Linked DNA regions of Mus musculus: region 1 is linked to region 2. A link is a loop called in an ENCODE intact Hi-C map of the cell type or tissue named here. Cell type or tissue: heart. All regions are shown on one strand.

Region 1 (2,500 bases), 260 kb after region 2:
GGGGCACCCCCTAATTTTAAAATGGAAGCACTAATACTCACAATCAAAATGAGATTTTGTGGTGCTAGGATTGAATCCCCGGGGCACCCGAGCCCAGCTCTCTGCTCCAGGTCTCTACATTTGGTTTCCTATGCAGCCACTACAACCCCCCCACCCCCCAGCAGACTCCACTCACCACACCCCCAAGCCAGGCCTCAGGCTTCCCGCTGGGGTAGCATTTAAATGTTTTCAAACCCAGTGTCATTCATACTGATTTCTTCCTAGAAAAAGCAGGATTGTAACCACCAGGTTTTCATAATTATACACTCTGACCCACTCAGCTTTAGAAAGAGACATCTGTACACACTACATAGCACGTCTATGAAAAAGAGACCTTTAGAAACTGAAAGTAATATCAGAATTTAATTTCAACGTCTTCAAATACAATGAAAGAGTCGACTTTATGAGAATGTCCTGGGAATACTGAACCCATTTTTTTTTCATGTTTGCCCCCCTCCACCACCCCTTTCCCTTTTTCTCTTCCAAGATCAGGGCTTACTAAGAAATCTGTTTCTGAAAATAAAGTTTCTTTTTTTTTTTTCTTTTTTTCTTTTTCTTTTTGGCGAGGAGGGGGAGGAGGTGGCCTACATTCAGAAATGTCTTAGATTAGGCATAAAAAAACTAATAAATAATCATAATCCAAAATAACATTAAAATAAAATTACAGTACATAAATTGTTCCTACAAAGGTCCATTACGTTAGGTGATCCTTCCAAAGGTCCATAAATAAAGTCATCTCGACGCAAAATCTGCTTCCTGCAACTGTGATGAACATTATGCAGAAAACTACGAGGGAACTGCAAGCGCGCGTTATCCGTCGGGTGAAGTCCAAACTACTTGATCAGGCGCGGGGTGGGGAGACTCTGTTGGTTTTGATCCAAGTGAACTGAATAGCAATGCACTCTTCCCACTTTCCGAAGTCCTCAAAACCTGGAAAGAAAGGACACGGAATGAAATGAGTGACTCAGGAGTCAAGACCCTGTTCCCTCCCGGCCAGTACAAAGGACCGAGTGCCCAGAAGGACACCAAGGTCTTTACGTTGGTGCGGAGGCACACAATAAAGCAGCCCAAAGGAGGATGGCACTGAACAAGAGTGATCACCACGGTGGTGGGTAGGTGGTCCCCGTGCCCTGCTCCCTGGCGGAATTCCTCCGGCTCTTCTCTCCCCGCCCTGCCTCTACAAGCTCCGGCTTGCCCATCTTCTTTCCACCTCTCCAGAAACTTGAAACGATTTTTTTTTTTAAACTTTGCTTCGGGAGCGAAATCGGTCAACAAGCTTCCTACTCTTCCCAACAGCCATGCTGGCACGTTTCTAGGTGTCCCAGGTTGCCAGGACCTTACCTTGAGTGGCCCGGGTGCCGCCCTCTTCAGGCAGAGTTGGAGGTGCTGCGGAGAAGCCGGTGACCCTGCGGCTGCGAGTGAAGAGGCTGGTGCGCGTGCTGGAGTTGGTACGGGTGAGGGTGAGGGTGAGGGTGCGGGTGCGGGTGCGGGTGTGGGTGCTGGTGCGGGTGAGAGTAAGGATGAGGATGCGGATGCGGGTAGGAGTGGAGCTGTTGGGGTTGGGGTTGGGGCTGAGGTTGGGGCTGAGGTTGGGGCTGGGGTTGGGGTTGAGGCTGGATCTGCGGCTGGGGCTGGGGTTGGATCTGCGGCTGGGGCTGGGGTTGGATCTGCTGCGTCTGCGGAGGCTGCTGCTGGACCAGGTGCTGCTGCTTCTGCCTGGTAGACTTGACCGCCAGTATGGCCTGGCGATTTTTGTACTGCACCATCTGCAACGTGATCTCGGCGTTCCAGCCCTGGTCCTGGGGGCACCGAAAGTCGATCTCTTTGCCCTCCGTCATCACCACAGTGAAGTACATGTACTTGCCCTTGCGCTCCACGCAGTCTACAGTCTTCATATTGGAAAAGTGCAATTCCTTCAGCTTGACTGGTGGCTCAAGGCTGGCGACGGTGGGGCCACTAGGTTGGGACGGTTCGGCCGTCCCCTGCCCGGGCTGTTGCTGCTGCTGCTGCTGTTGTAGCTGCTTGGGCGGTATGAGCAGTAGCCCTTCCTCGGTGAGGATGCAGCACTTTTTCTTCCAGAGCTGCAGCAGCCCGTCGCTTCGCTTTTCCAGCACTCCTTCCTTCAGCGCCTTGCAGCCGCTGTTCTCCAGCATCCTTCCGGCATAAGGGGTGCTGCTGCTCCGCTCGGCCTTCAGGCTTCCAGACGCTCCGGCTGGGGGTAGCAGTAGCAGCCCTGCGCCGTCCTCGCCCCAGCGGCTTCCGCGGCCGCCCGCCCGGAGCGCGCAGAGAAGGCTGACTCGCAGGAGACAGAGCGGTGGCGGCGGCGGCGGTGGCTCGGGGTCCCGGCAGAGGGACAGGCGCGTCCTGACTCGCCACAAGATCCCGGAGCCGTGAGCGGGCTGCTCTCTGCCGTCCTCCGGCGAGCGCTCACTGAAGGGCACTGGCCGGGGCCCCTCGCGGC
Region 2 (2,500 bases):
CTTGGCTTTTAAAAGTCCCGCTCTTCCACATAAAACCAGAGACACTGAAACTTATAGAGGAGGAAGTGGGGAAAAGCCTCGAAGATATGGGCACAGGGGAAATTTTTCTGAATAGAACAGCAATGGCTTGTGCTGTAAGACCGAAAATTGAGAAATGGGACCTCATGAAACTGCAAAGCTTCTGTAAGGCAAAAGACACGGTCAATAAGACAAAAAGGCCACCAACAGATTGGGAAAGAATCTTTACCTATCCGAAATCAGATAGAGGACTAATATTCAATATATATAAAGAACTCAAGAAGGTGGACTCCAGAAAATCAAATAACCCCATTAAAAAATGGGGCTCAGAGCTAAACAAAGAATTCTCACCTGAGGAATACCGAATGGCTGAGAAACACCTGAAAAAATGTTCAGCATCCTTAATCATCAGGGAAACGAAAATCAAAACAACCCTAAGATTCCATCTCACACCAGTCAGAATGGCTAAGATCAAAAGTTCAGGTGACAGCAGATGCTGGCGAGGATGTGGAGAAAGAGGAACACTCTTCCACTGTTGGTGGGATTGCAAGCTTGTACAACCACTCTGGAAATCAGTCTGGCGGTTTCTCAGAAAATTGGACATGGTACTACCGGAGGATCCTGCAATACCTCTCCTGGGCATATATCCAGAAGATGTTCCAACTAGTAAGAAAGAAACATGCTCCACTATGTTCATAGCAGCCTTATTTATAATAGCCAGAAGCTGGAAAGAACCCAGATGCCCCTCAACAGAGGAATGGATACAAAAAATGTGGTATATTTACACAATGGAATACTACTCAGCTATTAAAAAGAATGAACTTATGAAATTCCTAGGCAAATGGTTGGACCTGGAGGGCATTATCCTGAGTGAGGTAACCCAATCACAAAAGAACTCAAATGATATGTACTCACTGATAAGTGGATATTAGCCCAGAAACTTAGAATACCCAAGATATAAGTTACAATTTGCAAAACACATGAAACTCAAGAAGAATGAAGACCAAAGTGTGGACATTTTGCCCCTTCTTAGGATTGGGAACAAAACACCCATGGAAGGAGTTACAGAGACAAAGTTTGGAGCTGAGACAAAAGAACAGACCATCTACAGACTGCCATATCCAGGGATCCATCCCATAATCAGCCTCCAAAAGCTGACACCATTGCATACACTAGCAAGATTGTGCTGATAGGACCCTGATATAGCTGTCTCTTGTGAGACTATGCCAGGGCCTAGCAAACACATAAGTGGATGCTCACAGTCCACTATTGGATGGATCACAGGACCCCCAAAGGAGGAGCTAGAGAAAATACCCAAGGAGCTAAAGGGATCTGCAACCCTATAGGTGGAACAACAATATAAACTAACCAGTACCCCGGAGCTCTTGACTCTAGCTGCATATGTATCAAAAGATGGCCTAAGTCGGCCATCACTGGAAAGAGAGGCCCATTGGACTTCCAAACTCTATATGCCCCAGTACAGGGGAACGCCAGGGCCAAAAAGTGGGAGTGGGTGAGTAGGGGGGTGGGGGGGGAGGGTATGGGGGACTTTTGGGATAGCATTGGAAATGTAAATGAGGAAAATACCTAATAAAAAAATTTTAAAAAATCTGCATCCAGGACAGTTTCAAAGTGGCTACTCCAAGATGGTCCAGTCTCCCAGACTGCCTCAGCTGCATTTTGTTTCCTCAAAATCTGCATCTGTATGAACTGGGTGACAGTTCGTACAATGGATGAGAAGGCTGGTTAAATGTCACTGCTGTGCTTGGGGTTCACTGCAGTCAAGAACAGCCTGCCTTCTAACAAATTCAAGTGAGTTCTCTTCCCTCAGAGTTTGTGAAGTTAGAGAATGTGCTTAAGGGGAGAAAAGAGAACTCATTTCACCTGACAGAGTATTCACCTCATATACAGAGCAGCTTCTTTTGCTATGTAAAGAATCCTTGGTGTTCTTGGCAGAATAAACTAAATTAGTGTATGAAGAAGCCCTTGAGAAGACAGAAGAAGCCCTTATGTGGGTCAACATAAGTAGACCCATGAGTTTGAGACTTCAAATGCTTGTGAGCAAAATTTGGCTTTGTGTAATGAAGGATAGAATGAGTGTCTGCATAAGAACATTTGCAAAGGCTCTACCTGTGGAAGAGGCTCTCATCTATGGAAGGGTGCTGCTGGCCCACCTGAGTCACGGCAGGCAGATTTCCACACTTGGAACTCTTCCTCCCAGCCGGCAGGGCTGCTGAGTCAAGGCTCCTTCTCTGCTGGTGGAAAAAGCTCATTCTCTGACCAGTGAGTGTCACACAGAATTCTCCCTCCCGACATTACCAGCCAGTTTTTACCTTAAAGTTACATGTGTCCCTTACCTTCTCTTGGATTCTACTGAATCCAACTCAAAGTACCACAGATTAAGATCATGATTGCCCCCCTTCTATCTCCTTCCAGCCCAACTTCTCTTTCCTGCCTTTCTGTTTATTCAGCAAATACCTCT

The links. A loop is a pair of places that touch in the nucleus more often than their neighbours do. Peaks named below come from ENCODE experiments on the same cell type or tissue, not always from the same donor. Only the 100,000 strongest peaks of a DNase experiment are listed, where the experiment ranks them.
Region 1: a loop joins it to region 2, with 2.7 times the contacts of the local background. A loop is called at or near these places in 4 of 42 quality-filtered maps.

Annotation. Positions count from the first base shown.
Region 1 is chr10:111,506,529-111,509,028 of GRCm38, reverse strand. Phlda1 (pleckstrin homology like domain, family A, member 1) reads right to left here. Exons shown (of 2, transcript NM_009344.3): 1 at 1,381-2,500; 2 at 380-969. The coding sequence ends at 1,407. Among named protein-coding and RNA genes, the nearest start is that of Phlda1, 1.5 kb to the right of the region's middle. In heart, CTCF peaks have their summits at 1,393 (motif pointing left) and 2,461; DNase peaks (open chromatin) are centred at 1,458 and 2,498; H3K4me3 peaks cover 2,500 bases; H3K27ac peaks cover 2,500 bases.
Region 2 is chr10:111,771,529-111,774,028 of GRCm38, reverse strand. No RefSeq gene overlaps it. Among named protein-coding and RNA genes, the nearest start is that of Gm30624, 88 kb to the right of the region's middle. In heart, no CTCF peak of the experiment used is centred here; no DNase peak of the experiment used is centred here.